Linked DNA regions of Homo sapiens: regions 1, 3, 4, 5, 6 and 7 are each linked to region 2. The links are chromatin loops, found by intact Hi-C in ENCODE. Cell type or tissue: OCI-LY7. All regions are shown on one strand. Region 1 overlaps ARID1B (AT-rich interaction domain 1B). Region 2 has its middle 190 kb from the start of SNORD28B. Region 3 overlaps ARID1B (AT-rich interaction domain 1B). Region 4 has its middle 25 kb from the start of ARID1B. Region 5 overlaps LOC101928923 (a long non-coding RNA gene). Region 6 overlaps ARID1B (AT-rich interaction domain 1B). Region 7 has its middle 48 kb from the start of TMEM242.

The links. Hi-C counts contacts between places; a loop is a spot of excess contacts. Peaks named below come from ENCODE experiments on the same cell type or tissue, not always from the same donor. Only the 100,000 strongest peaks of a DNase experiment are listed, where the experiment ranks them.
Region 1: it touches region 2 in a loop (2.4-fold over the local background); 25 of 110 quality-filtered maps call a loop at or near these places.
Region 3: it touches region 2 in a loop (2.9-fold over the local background); 12 of 110 quality-filtered maps call a loop at or near these places.
Region 4: a loop joins it to region 2, with 5 times the contacts of the local background. A loop is called at or near these places in 10 of 110 quality-filtered maps.
Region 5: it touches region 2 in a loop (4-fold over the local background); 2 of 110 quality-filtered maps call a loop at or near these places.
Region 6: a loop joins it to region 2, with 4 times the contacts of the local background. A loop is called at or near these places in 46 of 110 quality-filtered maps.
Region 7: a loop joins it to region 2, with 12 times the contacts of the local background. A loop is called at or near these places in 23 of 110 quality-filtered maps.

The regions. Positions count from the first base shown.
Region 1 is chr6:156,940,657-156,944,656 of GRCh38, reverse strand. The region is part of intron 4 of ARID1B (AT-rich interaction domain 1B); the gene reads right to left. Among named protein-coding and RNA genes, the nearest start is that of MIR4466, 160 kb to the right of the region's middle. RefSeq lists a silencer at 1-202 and an enhancer at 2,125-2,626. In OCI-LY7, CTCF peaks have their summits at 2,006 and 2,207 (motif pointing left); a DNase peak (open chromatin) is centred at 2,176.
Region 2 is chr6:156,562,323-156,566,322 of GRCh38, reverse strand. No RefSeq gene overlaps it. Among named protein-coding and RNA genes, the nearest start is that of SNORD28B, 190 kb to the right of the region's middle. RefSeq lists an enhancer at 1,804-2,053. In OCI-LY7, CTCF peaks have their summits at 1,566 and 1,769 (motif pointing left); DNase peaks (open chromatin) are centred at 832, 1,762 and 2,392; H3K4me3 peaks cover 958 bases; H3K27ac peaks cover 1,089 bases.
Region 3 is chr6:156,850,712-156,854,711 of GRCh38, reverse strand. All of the region lies in intron 2 of ARID1B (AT-rich interaction domain 1B), which reads right to left. Among named protein-coding and RNA genes, the nearest start is that of MIR4466, 73 kb to the right of the region's middle. RefSeq lists enhancers at 936-1,631, 1,632-2,329. In OCI-LY7, no CTCF peak of the experiment used is centred here; DNase peaks (open chromatin) are centred at 2,361, 3,161 and 3,491; H3K4me3 peaks cover 2,393 bases; H3K27ac peaks cover 2,474 bases.
Region 4 is chr6:156,750,301-156,754,300 of GRCh38, reverse strand. No RefSeq gene overlaps it. Among named protein-coding and RNA genes, the nearest start is that of ARID1B, 25 kb to the left of the region's middle. RefSeq lists enhancers at 1,173-1,272, 1,463-1,532. In OCI-LY7, CTCF peaks have their summits at 1,368 and 1,570; DNase peaks (open chromatin) are centred at 440, 1,320 and 1,920; H3K4me3 peaks cover 1,656 bases; H3K27ac peaks cover 2,464 bases.
Region 5 is chr6:156,281,479-156,285,478 of GRCh38, reverse strand. All of the region lies in intron 2 of LOC101928923 (a long non-coding RNA gene), which reads left to right. Among named protein-coding and RNA genes, the nearest start is that of SNORD28B, 95 kb to the left of the region's middle. In OCI-LY7, a CTCF peak has its summit at 2,207 (motif pointing left); a DNase peak (open chromatin) is centred at 2,198; H3K27ac peaks cover 1,523 bases.
Region 6 is chr6:157,017,187-157,021,186 of GRCh38, reverse strand. The region is part of intron 4 of ARID1B (AT-rich interaction domain 1B); the gene reads right to left. Among named protein-coding and RNA genes, the nearest start is that of MIR4466, 240 kb to the right of the region's middle. RefSeq lists an enhancer at 2,044-2,093. In OCI-LY7, CTCF peaks have their summits at 1,187 and 1,995; DNase peaks (open chromatin) are centred at 56, 596, 1,196, 1,996 and 1 weaker place; H3K4me3 peaks cover 2,259 bases; H3K27ac peaks cover 2,281 bases.
Region 7 is chr6:157,273,262-157,277,261 of GRCh38, reverse strand. No RefSeq gene overlaps it. Among named protein-coding and RNA genes, the nearest start is that of TMEM242, 48 kb to the left of the region's middle. RefSeq lists silencers at 2,067-2,626, 2,827-2,916, 3,347-3,506 and enhancers at 2,301-3,132, 3,133-3,965. In OCI-LY7, CTCF peaks have their summits at 353 and 2,383 (motif pointing right); DNase peaks (open chromatin) are centred at 2,391, 2,671, 3,391, 3,831 and 2 weaker places; H3K4me3 peaks cover 2,176 bases; H3K27ac peaks cover 1,294 bases.

The sequences.
Region 1 (4,000 bases), 380 kb before region 2:
AAAGCAACTGCCACATGATCAACTTGGTTCAGAAAACCATCCGGTTGGCATTAGCCTTTGCATTACAAAGATTTCGGCGTCCTGCAGCTTTTTCATTTATTTGGTTGGCTGGTTGGTTGTTCTGCCTCCCCCTTCCCTTTCCCATGAAGTTTTTTCCTTTTCCCTAGACTTCCCTATATGCAACGACATCACGGCTCCCAAACTGATCATACAGGAGAGGAAGGAGGACCTCTGGAATCTCTAGGATGAACAAGAAGAGGGAGACCACAGGAAGGTCTGCGGCTCTCCAATGGCCTGCATAGTAAGATTATATACTCAGTAAGGCAACCCCAAATCCCTCAATAAGTTCAAGTGTCCCTGCTACAAAAGCAAATGGCATCGGAGAATGGAAGAGAGGCCACCAAGCAGCACACAGGAGCCGTTTCTGAAGATTTCAATGTACCCGCACTTTACTCACTCCACTGACTTTTTCCCAAATGCAAAGGGCCCGTTTTTATCAGTGCTTTTTCTCATACACTAACAAAGATGGCTTTTAATGTAAAATTTTGGAGCTAGAAGGTGCTAGAGTTTCCTAAATCTAACTTACTCATTTTTCAAAGAAACAGAAGCTCTGAGAAATGACGTGTATTGCTCAAGGCCAGAACCTTAGCTGAGAGTCTGCCCTGTTGGCATTCAGTGTGGCGATTAGAATAGGTCTCCCAGCCAAAACATATTATTTTATAAAAACAGTAAAGCAATTGTTTCTTCCATACAAGTCATTATAAGCTGTTTATTTTCATTTTTGTGAGGAGGAAAAAAGGCAAGTAATATAAACTACTTTCAAATCACAATTTTTACAATGACCCGATGGTAAATAAAATTGTAGTTAAATATTTATTTCATTTCAGTCTAATAATCAGGTTAAATCAAGAGCTCTAAAAAATTAGCTATTAGTAAGTGAGTGCTAAAAATGATATACGTAATTTTAGAATATTCTCACATGCAATGAACACGTACCATATGCACAGATGCATGCATACAGACAGCAACAAATACAAACCTGTGCACTGAAAAATGTAAATGGTATCTCAATCACGAACCAAGTAGAAAGATGTGCACACCATGATCTAAAATTGGGTACAATTTCGGTCCTGTGGAAAGAGACAATCGTACCAACATGCTTTTTTTTTTTTTTTAAAGAATGCATTATGAAGAAAAGTAGTTGAGAAAGCTTAGTCACTTTTTTGTGGCTTACAGCTTTTTTCTCCTCTTTTATTCCAGGCTTAAACAAAGTTCAGTGGGGCATCAAAATGCCTGTTTTAAATTACAGTCTATATTTTAAAATAGAATGCACGCACGGCATGTTCCTGAAGCTAGGGGGTGGGAGTGTTATTCACGGAAAATTGAAGGCTTGTTGAGTCAATAATCTTCTTTCACACAGTAACAATTTTCCGCTAAAATTTCTTGACCCAAACAAAGGAAAACAAGACCATTCAGTTATTTTACAACAATTTAGAGAAGGCAAAAGAAAAAGATGAGAAAACAAGAGAGACACCTCTAAAATCCTACATTGTGAGGGAAGAATGGGAAATTTTGGCTCAGGTAGAACCTTCTCTACATGTATTTATTTCCTCTCCTAAACTGACAGTTAACATTAAAAATTGTTACTTCCAGTCCCAAAGAAACATAAAAGCAAATAACCAGTCTACAAATGCTACTATGAGCTCCTGCTGGTTATATATCCCTTGTTATATAAAACAGATGTGTGCCTTCAGAGTTACCTGCGAAGTGAAAATCTGTAAATTAAAAGCTATTTCCCACCTAACTTGGATAATATAAAGTAGAATGCATTCAACGCCTCACACTGGCCATTGCCTGCAGGAGCTGGAGGCAGCAGATCCCAATGCCCAGGAGAAGCAATAGGAGGAGGAGGATGGGTGGGTGAAGATGGTGGCATCTAGCCCAACATGGCAGGCACTGCCATGCCAAAACCAGAAGTGCAGGCTAGGGTGAGAAGAGGGACCTCAGAACATTAGAGTCATGTGTTTTTTTTTTTTTCTTTTTAGCATAAAAAATAAAAAGTTACACTTGCAGGAGCTGCAGTCCTGCCCTGGCCTCTGCACCATTGTGGAGCTCCTTGTAAGCTCTGCTCTAGGTGGCTCTAGACTCCCTGAGACCCACTCTGGCTCCCCCTTCTGCTGGCCTGAGGCCCATGGGGTCCACGCTGCCTCTGTGGCCCAGGCATCCAGACCACAGAAGAGCTCCGTGGCCTCACAGAGGTCACTGGAAGAGCTGCAAGCTGGTCAAAGCCTGCCCATCCCTCACTTGTTATGGCAAAATTTGTATGCTGACTTTTCTATTAGCCAGGAATATCTGCATTTATCATCTCTTACTTAATGAGCCTCATTTATCAACTATAGATCATCCTTATCCTTCTATTATCAAAACCAATATCCTGCAAATCAGTTATGCTTCAGCCTCTCTTAATCTCCAATTTTGTCTAGTGTCTATTTTTTTATAGTACTCCTTCATACTCCTTCATTAATTTTTTAGGAACTAATTGACACTCCTATAAAATGGGTTGAAATTCATTTCCCCCATATTTTAAATGGAAATCTTCAGAATACTATATGAAAAAGTTTTCAGGGGCATGCTTAGTTGAAATGTATTTTAAAAAATTAAACAAATTCTTAAAATTAAAACATTACCACTAAGCAAATATCTCAGCTATGACGAATTCAGAATTTTATTTTAACGGGAACTGAGTATGTCAACTTAGAAACACTTTGCACACAAACATCTGAATTATTTAAAAGCAAACTATAGTTCTTTCTCAATATTAATTTATTCAGACTTTCCATTATATTTAGCCTGTTTTTTCCTGGAAGAATTCCAAACTGTTAAGGTTTTATTGAATTTTCATTTACAGAACAAATATTTAAATGGAAGATTGTTTTGAAAGAAGGAGACAGACATACCTTCCTGCTTCCTACCTTGTTCAAGTTCAAGCATTATCCTCTATTTTCAAAATGACTATCAATATCATGAAAATATCCTAGGGAATAAAATCACAGGATATCACATCCTAAAGAAATAATCCATTTTGGAAAATAAACATCTGTCAGAGTCACTATCATATTTTCTAAATTCAGGTTTTCCAGCAAGGTCCTGAAATGCTCTTAATCTTAATCCAAAAATAACTGATATCTCCAGATAGAACAGACCAGTGATGAAAATTATGTTCAAGAACTTGATGAATCCTAAGAAGCTGAAGTATTGCATGTTCCCTTTAAAACTTCCCCAAGACATCAAAATGCATCTGTACCTTTGGTTTTGAAACGATGCAGATGATAAGGTATGCCTGTAGCTGTTCTGGGGGACAGGGCACCATCCTTCAGAGAACCTCCTCTTCCTCCCTGGCACAGGAGGCTTCCATTTTATAAAGTATTTTCTCTGAAACTCTAAAACTCAACATAGCCTAATAACATTTTGAGAATACTGATAATAAACAGCTTAAGTCTTCAGCAACACACAGGCATCATCCATGCCTGAACACTGAGATAAGCCTGATGACAGATATGGGTTTTCCTTCATTAACTTATAATTTTTTTAATGTTCATAAGGATTTGAGAAGGATCAATCAACGGAAGACAGCTCCACTCTTAACCTTTTAATGACAACCATTTAAATCAACCTCAAATAAAAAGGTTTCAAAATACTTCATTCAATAGCCATACACCTAATTCTTACCTGGTAGATTTTAACTTTTGCCAAAACCTGCCAGCTCACAGGTTCAGATGGTCTTAGCAATTTACATTTCTAGCTGGGTTGGACTGAGAACTAGCAAAAAGCTGAACCCAGTTAAAAAGCTTTTCCCGGTAGTTTCCAATCATTCACAGTATTATCAAATCTACATGCTTAGAACATCCATATGAATGTCAGCAATATTCAAACATGCTTCCAAAACACATGACCTTTTGCCACTAACCAACGTAAGTGTCATTAAAGATTAAGAAACAAA
Region 2 (4,000 bases):
AACCCTGAGCTGGTTACATGATCTTTAAACCTTCATTTATGCACAGAGCATATGCAGGAGTTAACTGAGGTGATGTACAAAAAGTGTACAGATAACTATTAACAGTCATCTCGATAATGGGAACGCAAGAGAACCTACAGTGTGTGCTTTTGTAAAACATAGGTAGATGTGAGAAACAGCTCACTTGTACAGTCAATCCTTAGTGGCCCCAGGACAGAGGACTTCTGTGAATTATGGCCCCAGGAAACTTCACTGGAATAAAGACATCCAGCCACTGTACCCTTGAGTGCTCTCAGCTGAAGCCGGGACTTTAAAGGGCCTTGGCATACACGGTGGCTTGTTGTCTTAACCTCAGTTGGGATGAGATAGAATATTCACACCCCTGTCCCCAGCTAAGTTTTTATTAACATTGAGACCCCGTGTGTAGAAGAGCTTTGTGACTGGGTGGTATAATCTATGCAAACGTTACCACACGGAGTTGTTTCTTTCTAGTTTGGTTCACCTTCTTTCCGCAGTGGAGCCGCACGTGTGTTTGTTAGGTGGGTTGAATGCCCTTCCTGAGAAGGAAGCATCTCTCCATGTCTGTGTGCAGGAGAGCGATGACAGAAGGCCACTGTCTGTACCCGGAAAAATCCCAGGACAAGGAGGGCAAAGAGCCCTGGATGTGAGTCCAAGATCTGCTGTCACGTTGTATGGATGTGGGCAGGTAAGTGCCGGGCTCAGAGTCCTCATCTGAAAGATGAAGACCAGAGTTGCCCCTCCATTTTGCCTTGCAGCATTTTTCTGGGTATCAAGAACAAAGGTGCAAGAGTCTTATTCATTCATAAAAGGAAGTTCTGACACCTGCCACACCACAGCTGAACCTTGAAAACATCGTCCTACATCAAAGAAGCCAACGCACTAGGACAAATATTGCAGGATTCCCTTTATGTAAGGTTCCAAGAATAGGCAAATTGATAGATGCAGAAAGGAGAATGGGCGTTCCTAGGGCTGGGGGCCAGGGGATTAGGGAGCTGGAATTTGATGGGTCCAGAGTTCCCGTTAGGGACGATGGAAAAGTTCTGGAGATGGATGGTTGGTGATGGTTGCCCAAGAATGCAAATGTACTTTATGCCACTGAATTGTACCTTAAAGACGGTGAAAATCGTAAATTTTTATGTTGTCTATACTCTACCACAATAAAAATAGCAAAAAAACTCCAATAACCATGGAAAGTCATGGTACAAATTCAGGTTATAATATGAAACGTCAGTTCTCTTTTTCCCAGGGTAAAAGAGACATGGAAAAGAGAGGAGACGAGGGCTGATGGCCTGTCTGTTGGTCCTTGACGTTTTCGGCTTTGCCCGAGCCTGGTGGCTGAGCAGACGCAGAACCAGCAGCCGGGGCCTGGGCCTGGCTGTGGCCCTCTGTTTACTCGTCCTATCCTTGTTTCTTCTGTAAAATGAGGCATTCATTCCAGATGGCCCTCCACGACCCCACCTCACCCCCATAGCGCCACAATTCTCAAATTTCATTCACTTTCTTTTGATCTAGCTCTGTTCTTTTAAGTAATGTCATCTTGGCTTACTTTTTATAAACACATGGGAGCAAATCGTATTTGATTATTAACTTAAAAAAAAATTAAGAACCACCAAGGTGCTATAGGTTCTGAAAAACACCCTTTCCAACGATAAACACCCCATGCAGGGCTTGGCGGCCCAGGTGGCCGAGTCGCCGGCCTTGGAGGGGGCAGCCTTGCTGCTCTTCTGCGCCCTCTGGTGGCCTCTCTCCATCACCGTCGCCACCGCACAGGATTCTTCGGGGCTTGTGCCTTGGGCTGGGTGAGGACACTCACTTGTCTGAGGAGGAGATTTACTCTGGCAAACTTGTGTCTGGTGCTTCGAGTAGAGAGATGGAAAATGACAACTTTCTATTCTGAAAGGCTCTCTATTAGTGGCCGGTGATGAAGATGCCAGAAAAAAGTGGCCCATCCATTATATTTATGTTGTGTGATATTGGACCACAGAGGGTAAAGTCAATGAGCAGAATAAGTAATTGTAACAAGCATTTTCATTCCCTTGGCAGGAATTTACTCATTAGCAGTATACCTATTTTATACGGGGAGATTAGATAAATTAGAGATTAAAGAAAGTGGAACAGATGTTTTTCCTCTGATAAGCATCATTCTATAAGAAAACTCCAGAGGGTTAGAATCAGTGCAGAAAGCAGGAATGCACATTATTTTTTGGTGCTTCCACATTTTGAGAAGGCAAAAAAAAAAAAAAATACTAGGTGGGGGGAGGTTGGGCCAGCGCAGGGTTGCACGCGTACAGCACACCGACACCTCCATTGTAACGTGACTAATAATAGAGCCTTCTGTTTTTTGAGTACGTGCTAAGTGCCTTGTGTACTTTGTGAGCTCTGTGCCAGGTGCTTTGTGGATGTTCTCTTTAATCCCTCCAGTGACAGCGGTGGGGCAGCTGTTTTGTTTCTATTTCACAGATGAGAAAGGCGGAGAGGCTCCAAAAGGGCTAATGATTGGATGGAGATTGGGTCAAGCAGTGGTTCTCAGCCGGCAGCATCATCATTGCCTGGGAGCTTGTTAGAGATGAAGATTCCAGGCCCCACCCTAGACTTCCTGAATCAGAAACTTGGTTGTGGGGTGTGGGGATCTGTACCTTTTTTTTTTTTTTTTTTTGAGATGGAGTCTCGCTCTGTCACCCAGGCTGGAGTGCAGTGCCTCGATCTCGGCTCACTGCAACCCCCACCTTTCGGGTTCAAGCAATTCTCTTGCCACAGCCTTCCGAGTAGCTGGGATTACAGATGCCCGCCACCATACCCAGCTGATTTTTGCATTTTTAGTAGAGACAGGGTTTTACCATGTTTGCCAGGCTAGTCTCAAACTCCTGACCTCAGGTGATCCACCTGCCTCAGCCTCCCAAAGTGTTGGGATTACAGACGTGAGCCACCATGCCCGGCTGTGGATCTGTTTTTTTTTTTTTTTTTTTTTTTTGGCGACGGAGTCTTGCTCTGTCACCCAGGCTGGAGTGCACTGGTGCGATCTCCACTCACTACAACCTCTGCCTCCCAGGTTCAAGTGATTCTCCTGCCTCAGCCTCCCAAGTAGCTGAGATTACAGGCGTTCACCACCACACCTGGCTGATTTTTGTATTTTTAGTAGAGATGGGGTTTTACCATGTTGGCCAGGCTGGTCTTGAACTCCTGACCTCAGGTGATCTACCTGCCTCGGCCTCCCAAAGTGCTGGGATTACAGGCGTGAGCCACCACACCCGGCCGGGGATCTGTATTTTTAAGGAGCCCTCTGGTGACTCTGATGCTGTTGAAGTTTGGGAGCCACTGACCTAGAGCACTGGTCCTCAATCCTCACTGTGCATCTGAATCCACTGGGAGGTTAAAAAACAAAGCCACAGGGGCCTGGACCCCAACCCTTGGAGCTTTGGATGTAATTGATATGGGTGGGGCCTGGGAAATTGTTCCGTGCAGCCAGGCCCCAGGCCCAGTGGGGCGGAGAAATGGCGTGGTGGGAACGGAACTCAGGGCAAGTCTTGTCTCATCTCCAGACCTCTGCTTGGAAGCAACCCGGGCCATTTCTTCAGTTCACAGCCTGCTTGGGTTGTGGGAGACCGCCGAAGACATCTCCTGATTCTACCCAGGAGTCAGAAAGGGCTAACGGCCGGGCAAACAGGTTCCACGTGGACCTGCCATTGTGTGCTCGCCAAACCCAGGGTGGGCTGCCATCCAGTTTTGGCCAGGTGGCTTGACCAGAAGTTGGCTGCTGGTCTTCTGGGGGAGATTTTGTTTTCCTTTAAGAGAGAGCTCCAGGAGGAGACAGCAGATAGACCTCACAGCCTCTCCTTCCTCTGAACTGTGTGGTATAGGGGGCAACGCCTGGCTGTTGCAGCCCTGACTCCCGGACGCTCCCATCTGAGCAAGGGGGGAGGGTGGGAAAAACCTGCCTTGACGGGGCCACCGACAGCACCGTGGCCACTCTGCCTCTGCA
Region 3 (4,000 bases), 290 kb before region 2:
TGGTATCTAGAGGTGGACACAATTCCGCGTGGCAGGATGGCCGGGATGGGTGCGGGGGCACACCGCGACGGTTTACAGCAGCAGGCTGTAAGCACTGTGGAACAGGCCACACTTCCTCAGTCCTGAGACAATTTTGTCAATTTTGAAAGCTGACCCAACATGTTCCCTGGGTCTAGAGAGGCTATTTAATAAGCTTAACATCCCAGAGCCTGGAGGAACCAAGCAGACACCTGAATCTTCCGTGCTCTGCTCCAGGACAAGCCCCTACCCCTGCTTCACAGCCCCAAAGGGCTTCCTGAACTGCCTCAGGTTATGGGTCATAAGAAACCTTAATTTTCTGAATTCCACAGAAAGTCCCCAAGTACAAGTCAATAATCACTCAAAACCAAGGAAAACAGCCTTTCAAGCTCATTCCAGCTCACCCTGGCAATTCCGTTCGTTCCTTAGTGCCCCCTGCCAGAAAAACAGAAAGAGGAGGGGGTAGGAACAGGTACTAGTAGCTAGCTTTGGTTGATAAAAGGAAATTGTTAATGTCACAATTCACAACTCCCTGAAGAACGACATGTTTTATGAAAACATTCATAACGTTCTCACCAAAAAAAGTTTGTTTTTTAGTGAGTGAAAACATTAAATTATTTACAAGTATCACCTCATTTAACCTCACAAAAATTTATGGAGGGCTGGGCACAGTGTGGCTCATACCTGTAATCCCAGCACTGTGAGAAGCCAAAGTGGGGGATCACTGGAGCCCAGGAGTTCGAGACCAGACTGGGCAACATAGTGAGACCCCATCTCCACAAAAAATGAAATTAGCCAGCATGGTGGTACATGCCTGTGGTCCCAGCTCCTCAGGAGGCTGAGGTGGGAGGATCACTTGAACACAGGAGTCCTAGGCTGCAGTGAGCCGTGGTCGTGCCACTGTACTCCAGTCCGGGCAACAGAACAAGGCCTTATCTTAAAACAAAACTAAAAACAAAACGTATGGAGGCAGGTAATACTATGAGACCCATCTGACAGATGCAGAAGCCATCTCTTCGAGGTTAGGGCTGAGCCTCAGAGCTCAAAGACAAATAGGAAAGAGTACTGTGCCATAAAGGTGAGACCACAGAGAACAAGAGAAGCTGTGCTGGCAGATGGAGGAATCAGAGTCAGACATTTCTACACCTTGCCCCCTCTTCCACCACAAAAAGCACACGTGGGAGGAGAAAAAAGCACCTGTCCTGCAGCCTCCAGCTACTGCTCCTACAGGGTGACCCAGGTTAAGCCACTGCCTCCCTGGAAAGGAAGCTTGGGCCTCAAACTGACCACCCTAGAGGACTGGGTCTACCATTAGGATCCATTTTCATGCCCGCGGTGGGAAAATACTCATCCTCAGGACAACTCTAGGGCTCTGAATAAAAACACACAATAAGATTGTTTTAAAGAATATATCCAAATATTTCAAATTCATTTTTACATAGACTTTCATCTAGTCTCACAACACATTTCAATACAGGCATACTTAAGTACTATAATCCCAATGTGTTAAGTAAGATTTAAAGCACAGAGTTAAACCTAGAATTCTTAAGTCCTAATTCCTAATCCAGTCCTTAAGCACTGTAAGATTTTAAAGTACCACCCTATACCATGGTCTTAGTAATTCCACCAGTCAAACCGATCACTGTATGTGCAAATGATGCATGTAGCACATTCCTTAAGGAAGCACAAAGCTTCCAGCCATTATCCCTATCAGCATTATAACAGGCTACTCCACTTCACAGCAAGCTCACCAAGACATGAGGGAAGCTTTGGGTTTTCAAACCTGTTTGTTTAGTAAACCTTTTGCTCTCCCAATTAAGTGAAGGAGGAAGAAATATTAAGTTATAAAACAAAACTAAACATGAAACGAGAGGCTCCTACTTTCAGAGTAAGTAAGATAGCTGTAGCTGGGGTCGCTAATATCTGAAAGGTCTAAAATAGCATAGAGTTCACAGGCACGGGAAAATATAATACAAGTCATTAGCTATTAATAGAGCCAGAGAGCCCACTGTTGTAATTAAATCATAGTTTAATCCTCTGTATAATCCTCTGAGTTAGTCTTGACATGCTTCCTTGTGGTTAGTTTTGGAAAAACATCTGCTAATGGTAAAATTGGGGGCTCAGAGGGGGAAAAATTACATCCTTCTGGTTGGAATAGTCATATGAGTAAGTCAATGAAAACACTGAATTAATGAAGGTCCAAATCACTGGCTCTTAATTTTTTTTTTTTTTTAAGAGACAGGGAAACAGAGTCTTCTTGCTCTGTTGCCCAGGCTGGAGTGCAGTTGCCTCATCACAGCTCACTGTAACCTCAAACTCCTGAGCTCAAAGGGTCCTCCCACTTCAACCGCTCAAGCTTGAGACTACAGGTGCACATCACCACGCCCTGCTAATTTTAAAAATTTTTTCTGTACAGGGAGGTTTCGTTATGCTGCCCAGGCTGGTCTCAAACTTCTGGCCTCAGGCAATCCTCCCACCTCGGCCTCCCAGTGTGCTAGGATTACAGGTGTGAGCCACTGCGCCCGGCCTCAAATTTTTTTTTTTAAGTCAAAAGAGACTTAAACACAGAAACAAACTAAATTTGTGAAGGCTATTACAATTGAACAAAATATTCTGATTCGAAGTCCCTATATGCTCTTGCGAGAGGTAAAGAATAGAAATATAACTTTACCCAGTTAGGAAGGAAATATGTAAGTAACAAGTATTTGTACTGAAAGCATCCCTTTTCTAGACCAGCCTTGCGCTGAGATAACAATATCTCCATAATACCTTTAAAGAATGAGAGGCTGATTCAAGCCACAGTCCACAGGGATCAATTTACTGCCAGTCAATTTGCTAAAGACCATTTAGCTAGCTATATTCAAGCCTAGAATCTTTTAAAAAGCCAAATCAGCTCTGAGTATGTGCTGGGCTTTTTCATTATGTTAGTCTTCTACGTGAAGCACTCGACCAATAAATATTCAAATAAATTAACTGTGCCAGTAAAAAGTTTACTGTACTTAGTCATTTGAATGCAGAAATAGTAATTTTAACAATCTGTGCACAATTCCATGTTACGTTGGGCAGGCCCAGTTCAAACCCACTCCTGACACCCTACAGCTATAAATTATTTCTGGAGCTTGAAAGTGAAAGACAGGCCAGGTCTGAAATAGCACAACAGTTGGACAGTTCCAGCTTCAAGAAGACAAACCCTGTAATAACCTAGATCCAGAGGCTTCAGAAGGAGTCTAACTCACTGTCCAAAAGTGGGGGGAAATCCCTTCCAGAAAACATTCTTCTTTTTAAAAACGTACTCTTCATTGTTATTTCCTAAATATACAATTAAACATTGGAGTGTCAAAAGCAAAGCAGAAAATAGAGAATGCTAAATAAATAACCCGGAACAAGTTGAACCCTTCACGACTGAATGGTCTTGGAGAACAAATAGGGTATCTTCCTCCTCGAAGTCTTAAGATCTGGGTCCCCTTTCTAGAAGCAGCCCCTAGTGCTTGCAGGGGGGCTCTGGCACACACAGAGAGAGGCCAAGGTAACTGAGTCTTTCCCTAGTTAAGTCTCCTCCTTGGGGACATTTTCTTCATGTAAATTAGCAGTGTTCAAAGAGCCAGACCTGGCTCATTCCCCCACGGTAATAAATAATATAACCACACAGAACATTCAAAAACACTGCCCAATGCTGTTAATAAATACGGGACAAATACGCAAGGTTCAAAGATTAATGAAGCACCTCGTTCCCTTCATACAACCACTTGTTATCTGTGAGTGGAAAGATGATGGGGGAATTTTTGTGACTTTCATATTCCTTTACATTATCTGGACACTTTACAGTAAATACTTATCATTTCTCCTGTCAAGGGGAAAATATTTAAGCCATTTTCCTTTTTAATTTTCTCACTCAATGTGGTTTCAAAGAACGGATAGCAAGTTTAACTGCTTCAACCAGGTTAGTGGTCTTCAAAAGGTAACCTTAGTAAAATTTAAATAG
Region 4 (4,000 bases), 190 kb before region 2:
TCAGGCACAGTGGCTCACACCTATAATCCCAGCACTTTGGGAGGTCAAGACAGGCGGATCACTTGAGGTCAGGAGTTTGGGAGCAGCCTGGCCAACACAGTGAAACCCATCTCTACTAAAAATGCAAAAATTAGCTTTGTGTGGTGGTGCATGCCTGTGGTCCCAGCTACTTGGGAGGCTGAGGCAGGAGAATCACTTGAACCTGTGAAGCAGAGATTGCAGTGAGCTGAGATCACACCACTGCACTCCAGCCTAGGTGACAGAGCAATATTTTGTCTCAAAAAATAAAAATAAATAAAAATTTTTTAAAATCTTTTTGAGTCAAGGTCTCACTCTTACCCAGGCTAGAATGCAGTAGTACAATCACAGCTCACTGCAGCCTCAAACTGCTGGGCTAAAGGGTTCCTCCCACCTCAGCCTACCAAATAGCTGAGACTGCAGGTACATGCCGCCATCCCCGGCTAATTTTGTAAAATTTTTTTGTAGAGACATACGATCTCACTGTGTTTTGCAGCCTGGATTTAAACTTCTGGCCTCAAGCAATCCTCTTGCTTCAGCCTCCCTCGTTGCTGGGATTACAGGTGTGAGCCCCTGCACCTAGTTCAGCAAACATGACTCGTAAAACAAAAAAAGCTGAGTTTGGCCCAAGTTTTGTGGGATCTAAAGCTTTAATAGTTTGGCGGGGGAGTGGGGGGGGGTGCTTTTTAAAGAAAGGAATACCAAATTATTAATAAATACTTAGGTACAAAAGTTTAGATTTACTGAGAATAAAAATAAAAATCACGACAATTTAAGTTGTAGTTAAGTGCCTCAAAACATCACAAAATCCGGGACTAAAATACAAGCTTCAATTATTTTATTATAACCAATCCCTTTCTTTTTTATACATTTTATTCCTTACATTTTTTGGCTATATATTCTTTGATCACCTCTTAATGTGACAATAATTTCTAAGTATCATCTTCTATTTTAAAAAAGTAGAGAGATAAGTCTGTCTTGTAAGGATAGATTAGTCTTCTAACACAGTAGGTCAATATTTGTGGTTTGTTGGTTTGTTTGTTTTTAGAGATGCGATCTTACTATATTGCCTAGGCTAGAATGCAGTGGCTAGTCACAGGTGTGACTGTGGCACACTACAGCCCCCAACTCCTGGTGTCAAATGATCCTCTTTGCCTCAGCTCCCGAAGTAGCAAAATTTATTTGTTTTTAATCAGTCATAGTTGAGAAAAGTTTATTTTAGCTTCACAATTTGTTATTGGTAGTCGAGGGGAATCCTCAGACATAACTTCAGCCCTTTGATCTCACAGTCACAGCAAGCTGGTCAAGGTCGACTGGGTTTTACCACACCCAGTATCCCTGCCACCCTCGGCCTTGCCAGGGCTGTTGTCAGGGGCAGAGCGTGTGCCAAAGGGACCATGAAGCCCGGTCACATGGCCCTGGGGCTGGGAGTAGAGCCGTGTCGCAGAATGTTTTCCTTGGGGAAGAGGCTGATGTCCTAAGGTTCAAGTTGTCACTGGGGCCTGGTACCCAACCCCCATGCTGCAGCTCCAGGACTACCACTAGGGTGAGCAGAGTGACCTCCAGGCTGGCAGAGCTGCCTTCCTCTAACTCTCCTGGGGCTACTTCTTCTTCCCGGACCTTGGAAGTGTCTTTGCAGACTAGGGAGCTGAAACTGAAATATCAGCTCCAAGGTAAATCAGACTTTTGCAGGGAATATGGAAAACAACTTTCATAACAGCAGCAATAATAGTAACAATGGTTAGAGGAACAACTGTTTCCCGCTCATATGTCCATAGAGAGGAGAAAAGGTCTACTCTAATCTCCTCAAGTGATAATATGAGAACACTGTGCACTTCTTTCTGCCTCCTCAACCATTCTTCCACCAGGCAGGAGGACTGCAAAGTTTAGAAGAAAGGCCTCAACGTGCTTGGCTCAGCCCCTACTGTTTTCTCTCCTTCAGAGCTGCATCTCCCAGAGAAGCTGCATTCTTGTCTGCGTGGTCTGTGCAAACAGCCTTATTGGGGACACTTGTTGTTGTCCCACTCTGCCATCAGGCATGAAGCCCATTTAATTCAGGAATACAGTATCAGCAAGCTCATCTGTCCACAGATCTAAAATCTCTCTCTGCAATCAGACCTACCTGAAATAAAGCTAACATTGTATTTTGATTTTCAACTCTCATTCTTGCCTGTTTCCACCCTTATTTCTCCATATGAATTCTAATTTCAAGACAGGAAGATAAGTTCTGTATATGAGATACCCTACAACTCTAATAATAAAGGCTAATTTAGAGAGATTTTCAAAAACTGGTAAAACTAACAAATTAGAGAACAATAACATGGGGAGAGAGAAAATGGAGCTACTGTTGAGCTTTAGCTTTTTTAAAAATTAAGCATGACATACTCAAAATTTAAGGGTAACTTCTAAAAGGAATAAAATACGTGTCTTTCAAAACACTGGAGGAGGAAAAAAAGGCAACAAACTCAAGAAATGCAGTAGAGAGCAGGAAAAAGTAAAAACCCAAATAATAAGAAAAAATATGGTAACTAGAAAACATAAAATAAGATGATAGAAATAAATCCAATATAAGGAATCCTCATAAATGTAAACATGAAACCACCTGTTACAAATCAGAGATTATCTGAATTGAAATACAAATTTTATCTATGTTTTATGCTCTCATGTTCTTCAGAAACATAAAATACAATGATTCTTAAAATTTGAAGTAAACTTATTGAAAAATATTTCAGGTAAGTACTAAACAAATAAAGGTAATGAAACAATACCAATTATATGAAATAGAATTTAAGGCAATAATGTTAGGTATAAAAAGTCATTATTGACTAATAAAAAGAAGAGTTATCAAGAAAATAAAACAATCCTGAACTTGTTTGCACCCAACAATATAGCCACAAAAATATATAAAGATAAACAATGATAGATAAACTAAAAGAAATTGTTAAATTCCCCAATCATGGTAGGTTTTTGTTTTGGTTTTGTTTTTTGCATGGCTGATACAGAGTAGTTTTATTCTTTTTTTAAAAATTCCGGGATACATGTGCAGGATGTGCAGGTTTGCTACATAGGTAAACGTGTGCCATGGTGTTTTGCTTAATACCATCACCTAGGTATTAAGCCCAGCATGCATTAACTAATTTTCCTAATGCTCTCCCTCCCGCCATCCCACATGGTAGATATTTTTAACACATCCCTCTCAGAAACTGACATAGCAAGCCAATGAATAACTAGGAAATATAAAATGTCTTGAACAACACAATTAATAAGCACATTCTAGTGGACATATACAGAATCCTGCCCCCAATAATTAGAGGAAACAGATAATTAGTAGAGTGACCACAGTCTAGACACAACAAATACATCAACAAATACAAGCAGGCCAGGCACAGTAGTGCACACCTGTAATCCCAGCATTTTGGGAGACCAAGGCTGGCAGATCGTTTGAGCTCAGGAGTTCAAAACCAGCTTGGACAACATGGTAAAAACCCTATGTCTACAAAAAATGCAAAAACATTAGCCGGGTGTGGTGGTGCGGGCCTGTAGTCTCAGCTACTCAGAAGGCTGAGGCTGGAGGATCACTTGAGCCTGAGAGGTTGAGGCTGCAGTAAGCTGAGATCGTCCCACCGCACTCCAGCCTGGGCGGCAAAGTGAGACCCTGTCTCAAAACAAACAAGCAAACAAACAAACAAACGAACGAACAAAACCCAAATACCAACGTATTCACTTCCTACAGAGCACACTTCATATTACATACAATGCAATGTAGTCAGAAATGTAAAAACCAAAAAAATAGTTTAGAAATTCTATCATTTTAGCCAGGCGCAGTGGCTCACGCCTCTAATCCCAGCACTTTGGGAGGCCGAGGCGGGCAGATCATGAGGTCACGAGTTTGAGACCAGCCTGACCAACATGGCGAAACTCCGTCTCCACTAAAAATACAAAAATTAGCCGGGCGTGGTGGCGGGCGCCTGTAGTTCCAGCT
Region 5 (4,000 bases), 280 kb after region 2:
CTTGGATGATTTATTTCCTCCTATATTCCTGAGATATGGCCCTGGATGGATGCCCAAGGTGTAACATACAAGAACTATCAAAGATTTCAGTATCAGGTAATTAAATCCTTAACAGAGGTTGGCAACCATTTTGAGGTTTATAGATAAAAGAGGGCAGGAGAAATTGCAGAAAGTTTAGCAGAGAAGCACAATAGCTGTGGAATATTTCATTAGGAGATTGCAGAGCCGATGCCATAATTATTATCAGTATATGAATATTTCTTATATGAAAGAGAGTGATAAATTTTCTCCTGCCTCTAGTGAACGTCAGAGAAGACGAAATGAGTCTTAAGCATAGTGTGAAGGATTTAGGCTAGATAATAAGAAAAGTTATTAACTACCTTAGTAGGTTCGAGAGAGTCTAAGAAATCTCCTTCTCTGAAAGTCTTTAAAAATGATAGAGATTTTCCTATCAAGGAAGGATTAAGTGTGGGCCTGCCTAATGTAGAAGAATAAACAAAATAGCCTGCCAGAGTCTCAGCCAGCACTCAGATTCTATGATTCTATATATATTAGAGAGCACATAAAATGCATGTAAAATTGATTTTTATTTTACATTTTCCTTTGAGAAACAAAGAAAAATAGATAGTGACATTTTTAAGGCTCAAGTTTAATTTTCAGACGGTTGTGGAACAACATGTTGCTATGGGGTTGGGTGGTAACGTCAGAGGGAGGCACTGGGCTGTGACAAAGTTGACTCTCATTATTTTTCCAAATTATATTCTTGTTGCTTTTCCCCGAAACTTTAAAATAGGTTCATTTAGTTGAGTAAATGTCTAAGCTGGGATTTTAAGCCCCATTTGTATTTCAAGGGATTATACCAAATTACCTGGTTTGCAACGCTACAAGTAACTTCCGGCCCTTGCCTCTTCAAGCCTGTTCTGTTGATCATTCTTAATTGTTAACAGCATTTCGTTCAAAACTCTTTGTATTTTCTCTGGTGCTTTTCCTCTCCTGCACATTCCTGTGAATGGTGTATTCTTTGTAAATACAGTCTGTGGAGAACATCCCTTCCTAGGCAAATTGGCAGCTCAGGGAATAGTTGGGTGCTTACAATGTCATTGAAAGTCGCACAAATCAATTGGCAAAAATTATTTTCTGTGATTATCTTGTTTTTGCAGTTACATTTTTAATTTTGACAGTTTAAGTGTGTTTAGGGTTCACGATAGTTAAAGGCCACGCAGAATGTGGGGCAGGTCACTGCTGAGATTCCTACTGCTTGGCTAATAAGGTTTTCTTTGGACTTTTGGTGTCATTTAATCTCATTAACATTGAAGAGAGATACTTTAGAACAAAACAATTGAACAAATATTTATTGGGTGCCTGTGATGTGCAAGGTATATAAAGGGTAGAGTGAGGCATAAAAATTAGGAGCCCTTGCTTTCAAGATCCTCACTAATTAACAAAAACTAGGTAGTAATAAAATAAGGATACAGACCACATAGAAAATGTACCATAAAGTGGGACATGATTAATTGACAACAGATTATACAGGTGAAGAGTACTCGATTTTGGAGAGAGAACTGCAGGCTGTATTAGGATCCTTTCATTCATGACATCTGAGTTGGTCTCAAAGATGTTGATTAAACAGAAAACGGGCCTTCCAGAATGGTGAAATAATGTGCGTAAATACAGAATAGGAGAAAGCAAAAGGTATATTTAGGAGCCATTAAATACAATTTGGTTGAAAGGGAGACTTTGAGCAGGAGAATAGTGGAAAAAGTTTGGAGACCAGTTCTCAATTAATATCAAGTGGATTCATTTTCTATTGCTGTGGAACAAAGTACCACAAATTTAACAGCCGAAAACAATACCCATTTATCATCTCATAGGTCTGTAGATCAAAAATCTGGGTAGACACAACTGGGTCCCCTGTTTAGGGTCTCACAGGACCAAAATCAAGGGGTTTGGAATTAACCTGGAGGTTCTGGAAAAAAATTCCCTTCTAAGCTCATCCAGATTGTTGTCAGAATTCAGGTCCTTTTGATTGTAGAATTGAAGTCTTTATTTTCTTGCCTGCTGTTGGCCAAGGGACACTCTCAGCTCCCAGTGCACACACTGAAGTCCTTATGCATGGTTCTCTTATCTCCGCAACAGAGGACTTCATTCATGTTGAATCCCATGTAACTCTTTGAATCTCTGCCTTCCTCTTCTGCCACCAGCTGGTGAAAACTCTCTGCTTGTAAAGTTCTCATATGATTAGCTGAGGCTCTCTCAGATAACCTTTCCTTTGATTAATTCAAGGTCAGCTGATTAGTGACCTTAATTACATTTACACAATGTCTTTTGCCATGCAATAGAACATAATCATGGGCAAAAGGGACACAAAGAGACAAAAATTATGGGAGTCAGCTGAGTACTCTGCCTACCAAACCAAGCCTATCAAATGATGCCACCACGTCCTTTCACGTTGCCTAAGAGCTCAAACCTCAGGAAGTGTGTGTACGATAAAGTAACTAGTTTAAATAGTGGTAGAAATGTGGTAGAATTTGGCACTTTTATTAACTCTTTTATTTTCAACCAAATATCCTTTTCATAGAGAAAAAACAATGAACCTTTAAGGGAAGTTCTTAGATATTCTTCTATTCATCTTTCAAGGTTATAAGCATGTGAAAGGCTTTCTTATGCCTCTAAAGACTTTGGCAGTGTTACTGACTTGACCTAGAGGAGAGGACAAACTTGAAAGAGTAAGAAAAATTCCCCTGAGGGTGTGTATACTATTCATAAATCCTTTTTTCTTTCCCTGGCCCAAATATCCTTATATTTACTACATTTTTTAAAGAGTCATGTCATTCCACAAAAAGTACAAAATCCTATTTCAAGGCATAGACAGTAGTAGAGTTGGTGTTGGAATTTAGTTAAGAAAAAAATAACTCTAAATGTTTATAACTAAAATTTACCATGCTAATGGTATTCTCCAGTCCAACATGCTTGCAACATGTTGAATCATTCAGGGAAGAAATAGCGTTTATTTCTATCTCTCTCACTGAGCCATTGCATCCAATCTGAAATTTGACAGTTATCTGAGTGGGCAGCAGAAAAAGGGAAGGCTGAGTGTATAATGCAGAAAATAGTGTCTTGTACAGTATCATCAGAATGAGTTGCTGATGCAGTGTAGCCAGTTACATGCAAACAGGTTAAATACTGCCAGTCAGCACATTCCTAGCACCCCTAGCAGCTTTGGGCAGAGCAGGGAGCAAGATGTTGCTGAGTGTTTGAAAATGTTTCTTCTTCTTAGACTATGAAAGAAGCTCTGTCCCTTCACTGGATGCTTGACTTCATTTAGGAAGAGTGTTAAGACCTTTCTCATAATCTATGAATCCTATGCTAATGGATGAATGCAAATATTGTTATCACCTTCCATTGACAGAGGACTACATTGTTACAATGGAGAAAAGTGTTAATCCTTTTGTAATTAATGCATTATTGAGGTCAGCACATGTCAAGGATGTAGTTGGATTTTGGTAAATTAACTTTGAAGTCCTTTTCTTAATTCTCATTTTTCCTTTATCTTAAAAAGTAACCATTGCATATAACTTTGTACTTTTTCTTTTACCAATGATATAAGACTTAGTTTTTATGTTGAAATGAAACCAAACCAGACAAAAGGTGAATAGGAAGGGCACATGGCTCTTACTATCCTACTCTCTTAACTCAACACAAAGGAAAATTCAGCATAGAGAAATTACTTTGACCTTGTAGTAAAGAATAACCATTGGTTAAATGACTTCTAGGTTTCATTCCTGGAAAGTAACTAGTTCTTATTAAATTGTATCTATTATGATTACTATTAATATCATTTTGACATACATATATAAGAAGATGGCCAGACATTTCACGTACTGAAGCAGAAGTGCGAACAATCACTATGTCTTAAGTTCAGCAGGGCTAGAGTGATGGGATGGAGTGTTCAGGAGTGATTTCCTGAAAGAGGTGGGTTTCAGTCAGTGCTTTCCTGAGT
Region 6 (4,000 bases), 450 kb before region 2:
CGAGGCCTGAGAGCTGGCGGCCTGAAAGCGGTCCTGCGTCCTTCACACCCTCTCTCTAAAATCCCCCTCTCTCAAGCGGGCCCTGACCAAGAGTAAAAGCGCAGCCGAGGAGGGAAGGACGCCGCCGCCGCGCAGGCATCCGGGCAGGGACGGGTGGGCGGGAGATTCCGGGCCGCTGTTCAGGGCAAGCGCTAAAAGTTTCCGGGTCCCCGAATTTCTCATTTCTTTATCGAATTCTGCAAAGAAGTAACGTTCCTTCGGCCATTAATATTGTAAGAATGTATCGTTTCTAGCCATAAGTTCCAGGTTACTTTTTGTAAGAAAATTAAGGACTCAAGTAGATCAGCCAAAGAAACCACGTACAGCATAAACTCACGTACCACTCCTTAAAAAAATAATTTATTGAGTTATGACCAAGAGTTATATAAGGGGAGAGGTAACAAATCTTTGGTGAGGAAAAAGCGATGGAAAAAATATTAGAGAAGCATAATTTTGAGGAAATTACATATAGTTTGAAACCACCACTGTTTAATATTTTGACTCGCGATCTGAGTAGGAGAAATGACCAAGCTAGGCTGTTGTTTATGTGATGCCATCTCATTCAGTTCTACCTACTATTTATAGCTCCAACAGCATCAGAAAGAAAAACACATGCCTAGTGGCTAAAGCATTCAAACACAACCCCTTATAAAAAAGTTAAAGTTTGGGTTAATTAAAAAAAATTAATTTCATATTAAATATATATTTTTAGGTTCCAATTTACAGTTATGTAGTTATATATTATCGCAATAAAAAGATCTGCCCATGGACTGGTTTTTGGTTTTGAGACATGTTTAAATTACATCCCTTACAGAGTGCTCAACTTGTATGGGGGTAAATGACTAACATGATGTTATCTACAAGGTTAAAAAGCAAGAATAAAGAACTAACTACATTTTAGGTCAGTTCTTCATCAGAGAAGGAATGTTAAAAATTTATTTCCATCCAATTTATTTTCTAAATATTATTAATTTTCTTAAATAAAACATTTCCTGAACGGCAAATTTGCTTGTTATGTCTATTCCCTCCTTCCTGAAATGACTTTCTCCTATCCCTCTAACAGCTTTGTCTTTTGCTACTTCTTCATCCTCCAAGTTGTGCCAATTTGTTTCACTTTTTATTTATCTTTGCTAAAAGAGAAAGGCAGGGGGCGAAAAAACCCTAAAGGACTTAAGATTTTCAGATGGTTCTAGCTCTAGAAACATAATGGCTGCATATGAAGGGGAAGACAGGAGTCGTCCAGATACACCCAGATTTTCTTTTGGCTTGGTGGGAAGAATGAATGGCATGGTTGTGTCCTCGGCAATTTGACATGCTTGTGGTATATCCGCGGAGGTGACCCGCTGGCAGCAGGAAATACAGGTCATGGCACAAGTTGCAGGAGACTAAAGAACATGGATTCGCAGGCAATTAGATGACAGTTGAGTGAGCGTGGATGACTGAGTTTTATCATAAAAAGGCATCACAAAGGACGATAGAGCCTAAAACAGAACCTTCAGGAGTACCAACATTTAATGGACAAGTTCTTCCCTCCTTCCTTAATGAAAGCAAAAGCCACCAGGCTAGAAATTTTACAATTTCAGAACTGCTTTTTCCTCCAAATCTAGAGAGAAATAGGAAGTGAAACATGGACTCAGGTAACACTAAACAGAACTAAATTTAACTCCTCCAAGCAGTGGCTTTGGAGAAGTTAGACAAGTTTCTTAGCATCTCTGGGCCTCAGCTTCTTCATGTATATGACGACAGTCTGCTCTGATGGTTGTTATGAGAATGAAATCAGCACTTACCAGATGCTGGCTATAAACATCATCTGACCATTCCTGAAATACAGACTAGCCTCCATTCCCATTACCAATGCCTTAACTGAGACTCGCATCTCTCCTCCTAAGCCTAGAATACTGTGAAACTGGTTTCCTTGACACCAGGCTCTTTCCAACCCATTCTCCCTCACAGTGCCCCCAGTGTCCTCTTCAGATAACAGATTTGAACATGTCATTCTGCTTAATATCCCTCAGACCAACAGAACTGGGTCTAGACTTCTTACCTCGGGATAAAGGGCTTTGGAGAATCTGTTCCTAATCTGCCATATGATATCACCCCTTACCTCAACTCATTATTGGAATATGAAGCACCCTGTCATGATTTCTGTGCTGAGCCTACCGTATTTTTTTTCAGCCCTTTATTCATACAGATCCCTTCACTTTCCCTGTACATTTGCCCTTTGAGGTCATGCTTCCAAGTCTTCCCTGACCCCCCATGGTTGGAATGTACTGCACTTTATGTACTACTGCACTGGACTGATAGAATTTTACTGTTGTATATATAATCACATATATGTCTATTTTCCTTTTAACCTCTATGAAGGCAAGGTCCATCCATTGTGAATTTATGTATATTTTCCCACCTGCAAAAATCCATAGAAAAGTTTGCTACAGATTAATTTAGCTACTAAATTTAAGCAGAAATGAAAGAGATGTGCTGGAAACCAGAAATTCTCATACGCCAGAAATCCAAAACTTCAGATTAGTAAACGAAGAGTAAGGCTGAGACCTGAAGGTCTCACATGTAGATGGGTAATAATTTTTGACAAGTATCTCCAGGAAGCAGAGTTTTATCATAAAAAGGAAATAGTTATGCCGGGCACGGTGGCTCACGCCTGTAATCCCAGCACTTTTGGAGGGCAAGGCGGAAGGATCATGAGGTCAGGAGTTCGAGACCTGCCTGGCCAATATGGTGAAACTCTGTCTCTACTAAAAATACAAAAATTAGCTGGGTGTAGTGGCACATGCCTGTAGTCCCAGCTGTTGGGAGGCTGAGGCAGAACAATCACTTGAACCTGGGAAGCAGAGGTTGCAGTGAGCCGAGGTTGTACCACTGCACTCCAGCCTGGGCAACAGAGCAAGACTGTATCTCAAAAAAAAAAAAAAAAAAAAAAGCATACTACTTTTTGTTTAGACATTCTTTCCTACTAAAAACAAGTCAGTTTCCATTTTACTTATTACTTTACTTTTATTTAGAGACATGGTCTTGCTCTGTTGCCCAGGCTGGAATGCCATGGCACTATCATGACTCACTGCAGCCTCAACCTCCTGGGCTCAACCTATCCTCCCACCTTAGCCCCTTGAGTAACTGGGACTACAAGCACATGACACCATGCCCAGCTAATTTTTTTTTTTTTTTTTTTGTAGAGATGGTGTCTCATGTTGCCCAGGCTGGTCTCCAACTCCTGGGCTCAAGCAATCCTTCTGTCTGCCTCAGCTTCCCAAAGTGCTGGGATTTCAGGCATGAGCCACCACACCCAGCCCAGTTTCCATTTTAGAGATGTTTAGGCTCTAGACATTTGCACCACAGCAGAAGGAGCTATGTTGACTTTCAATTTCAAAGCAGATTCTGAGAAGCTATGACATTCTAAATATGAGGCCTTCTTTACTCATGGATTGTCCTAACTACAGGTTTGTTTTCAGATGAATGCAGTCTGGTCTCAGGAAAGACCCCTAAAAAGGTTAAAAAGCAATTACCTAGAGGAATATGAGTTTTTATTTTAGAATTTCAACTAGCACTGCTCATTTGTTACTACTGATGAATTCCTAAAGAAAGATGCTAACTAAATGCCTTAAATCCCTTTGGGAACAAGGTAGTAAGTAAACATATATTTTATAAAATCTAATAGTCATTTAATAGCCAAAACAAACATATTTTATAAAATCTAATAGTCATCTATTAGCCACAACAAACAAACAAAAAGAACATCTTCCTGTGGTCCCCAATAGATGTTTTACTGATTGGAAGTATTACTCTTGAGTAGCTCAGTGAGTATGAATTATTTCCCAATCTGCCTTCCCAAAACTCTCCCTAATCAATAATGTGGCTTTAAAATTTACCAGAATTGTTGATGGATTACCAGAGGTTTCTACACTGGGCAATGACATTTGAAACAAGGGCAATCCACCACTATAACAAG
Region 7 (4,000 bases), 710 kb before region 2:
TATTTTTTGAAATCTTACTCTGTGAGATTAGTTTGTCATTTAAGGCTATTGGTATGTAGCAATTGTAATAGAGAACTCTACATTGTTCAAAAGAAGCAGTACACACACACACACACACACACACTCCCCTCTCCGTGCAGCCCCTGCACCCCCTCTTTCTCAACTCTCCCACAGCCAGCCTGGCCCTGCTCCTGGCCTGCGAGACCCCTGGGTCTCTTCCCCACCCCCATCCTTTCTGGACACTTTCCGCCTTATTCTTCCGGCAGCTATCTTGCTTATTTACCAGGGTCGTGTCTCCTTAGAAGGTCACATCCCCTGGTCCTGCCAGAGCGTGGCGCCTGTGGCCAAGGGGCACCCTCCCCAAGCTCACCTCCTCAAGACAGGCCCAGACTCTCCACATCTTCTGAGCCACATGAGCAAAGCACCTGCCATTTATAGAGGCACCGAGTCCTAACTGCAGGTCATATTTTCAGAGAACAGCCCTATTGATGAGTCTAGGAAACTAAACTCAAAAAGTGACGGCAAAAGTCATAGTTCCAGAAAGGTTGGCATGTGGCATTATTCCACTGCAGACAGTGACATCCAACCCACTTAGGTAGACAGATGCACCTTTTCGTGTGCGGCCATCATGGGGCACTGGAATTTTAAACCTTTATAATCTACTTTCCCCATTTTCCCTCAGTGAACATGGCTTGCTCTTCTAACTAAAGAAAGTGAAGGAGGGATATTTGTGGCATGTTTGTTTTTTGAGAATAAAATAATCGTTGCCTACAATACATGGGTTGATCTAAAACCCCAAGCAGTCCCCAGGCCCCCTCCCTCCCTGGGGAGTGGAAGTGCTTGGAATCCTCCTTGCTGGGACTCAGGGCTGGGCTCTTGCCTTCTAGGGCCACTCCGGTGAGGTGAGATCATGACAACTTTCAAGGTTCTCTCTGCCTTGGGAGTGAAGCCCTGTGGACTTTGCACGCCCACCTGGAACAGGCCTGCTGTATGTGGAACTGTGTCCCCACAAAAGGTATGTTAAAGTCCAAACCCCTGGTGTTGAAGATTTCAGTGTTGAAGCCTTCTTTGAAAATCAGGCCTTTCCATTTTCAGCAAGTTAAAATGAAGCTATGTATGTATACACACACACTTTATTTATTTTATTTTTATTTATTTATTTTGAGAGGGGGACGCTGTCTCACTCTATCACCCAGGCTGGAGTACAGTGGCGCGATCTCAGCTCACTGCAATCTCCGCCTCCTAGGTTCAAGCGATTCTCCTGTCTCAGCCTCCTGAGTGACTGGGATTACAGGCACCCGCCACCAGCCTAATTTTTCGTACTTTTAGTAGAGATGGGGTTTCATCATGTTGGCTAGGCTAGTCACAAACTCCTGACCTCAGGTGATCCGCCTGCCTTGGACTCCCAAAGTGCCGGGATTACAGGAGGTTTTTTTTGTTTTGTTTTGTTTTAAACGGAGTCTCACTTGGTCGCTCAGGCAGGAGTGCAGTGGCGCGATCTCGGCTCACTGAAACCTCCGCCTCCCAGGTTCAAGCGATTCTCCTGTCTCAGCCTCCTGAGTAGCTGGGATTACAAGCGCCCGCCACCACCCCTGGCTAATTTTTGCATTTTGGGTAGAGATGGGGTTTCACCATGTTGGCCAGGCTGGTCTCGAACTCCTGACCTCAGGTGATTCGCCCTTCTTGGCCTCCCAAAGTGTTGGGATTGCAGGCGTGAGCCACAGCGCCCGTCCAAAATGAAGCTAAATTTGATGAGAGTGGGCTCTACTCCAAGACCACTGTTGTCCTTGTAAAAGGAGAAAAGACAGACACAGGGACACAGGGCCATGTGGCCACAGAGGCAGAGACTGGAGTGACGGGAGACAAGCCCCGAACACTGAGGACCCTGTACCCCAGAGGCCAAGAGAAAGGCATGGAACAGATTCTCTCCCCCAGCCTTCGGGGACCTTGACTCTGGACTTCCGGCCTCCAGAACCGCGTCTGTTGCTTGAAGCCTCCGGGTCTTCGCGGTGCAGAGAAGCGCCAGGCCTCCAGGGCCTCGCCTCCCGCCGCCCGCGCCCGGCCCCGGGTCCTCCCTCGGAAGCCGCCTGTCTGTCTGCCGCCGAGTCCCACCGGGCTTCGGCCGGCACTGCCCGTTTACCCTCCGTCCCTCCCATCCCTCCCGGCTCCTAGAGGAGCTGGGTCCGCGTCTAGCTCCTCGGCCCTCCCCGCGCGCTCGGCACCGCGCACGGCCCACGCTGGACAGATGTCCCCGGCCCTCTCCCCGGACGCCCCCAAGGCCCCTGCCTTCCAGGCCGAGCCTCCGCTGCCGCCGCTTCCCCGCGCTCTGCAGTCCCCGCGGCGCTCCCGGGGCCGCCGCTCGGCCGTGGTGCTCGCTTCGCCCAGCAGAGGGCGGCCGAGGCGCGGGCCTAGGCGGGGCTGTCGCCGCCTGTACGGGGCGGGCGGAGCGGGGCGCGGGCGACCTGACAGCGAGGCCCGGCGGCGCGTCCCCACAGCGGCCTCCCGCCCCGTCCGGGACCGGGGCTGCGGGGATGACCCCTAGCTGGAGGCCTTGGCTGCCTTTTGCTCTTTTGTTTTCTGTCTGGTCCCCTGGAACCGGGGCCACTGGAGGCTCCCGGAAACGCGCAGGCGACATCTCCCCGACCGTCCTCATCAGAAGCCCACGGAGCCCGTCCCGCCCACGCGTCCTGAAGGCGTGGCTGCGGGTGCCGTGGTCCCCAGGTCCCGCGTCTGGCCGCGCCCACCTGGCATCTCCCTGGACGCCCCCAGGCGCAGAGACTGAGCCTCCTCCCGGCTGCAGCGTCGGTCCCCGGGCGTGGCCGCCGTTCCCTGTCCCCCGCGCGTGCTCCCAGGAGAGTTCAGTCCTCAGCGCCCGCAGCTGCACCCTCTCGGAGCCCCTCATTTACCCACCTGTATCCCACTCCCGACCCCGGAACTCTCAGCACCCAGGGGCCGCCCTCTGCATGGTGGCTGCCAAAACCCAAAAACCAGAAGTGGGCTTTTCCTAGTGCCTTTTTGAGATCTAAGTGGTGTTTCTGGCGGTTTGGGTTTTAAGGTGCCATTTTCTGTCTACTTTCTTTACTTTCTCGAATGACTTTTTCTTGTTATAAGTAACTACATGTTCAAGGTCAAAAAATGAGAAAACATAAGCAAAAAAGGCACCTGAAATCCCAGCTTCCATCAATAACTATAGGAATATTTTGGTGTCTGCTGCCACATTTTCCCCTCTGCGTGTGGGTGTGTGTACGGTGATATGTTATTTTTCCAAAATAGGGATCCCTCCCATCCACCTCGGCAATCTGCTTTTCCACAGAGCAAGGCAGTGAGAACGTCTCTCTGTGAACCACAGTGAAGACGCACCCAGCAGGGTATAGGAGCTGGGCCCGCTGGGAGGGCGAGTGTGGGCGGGGCATAGCCGGCAAACCCAGCCCACCCGAGGCCTGGCCAGGGGAGGGCCCTCCCTGTGAGCCTCCTGGGGGCCCATGGGCCCTGTTACCTACGTCGCCTTGGTTGGTGAGGTCTCATCCCTGGCTGCAGCTGCCGGGCTTCAGGGTGTCCTTTTAAAGAGCACCTCGAAGAAGAAAATCCCATCCTTTCCTCTAGTCCCGGAAGAGTCCATCTGCAGTTGAAACAACTCTGCCCTTTGTAGAGTGGCTCTTTCTTGTGTGGATTTAAATACAAGGAATACAAAACAAATTCATATTGACCCCAAGGAGCCCCATTCCTCCCTCCGCCTCCGGACAACTAGGGTGCCTCCAGATCAGCAGTTCTCAATGAGAGGCTGGGGGGAGGGGGTTGGTGGGTGGAGTTTTGCCTCTCTTCCCCCAGGGGACGTCTCTGGTATTGCCTAGAGACACTAAGAGGGTGCTACTGGCACCTCGTGGGTAGAGGCCAGGATGCTGCTAAGCATTCTGCCATGCACAGCACAGGTCCCCACGAAAAAAGAATTCACTGCTGAAAATGTCGGTAGTGCCCAGATTGAGAAATCCTGTCCAGATGT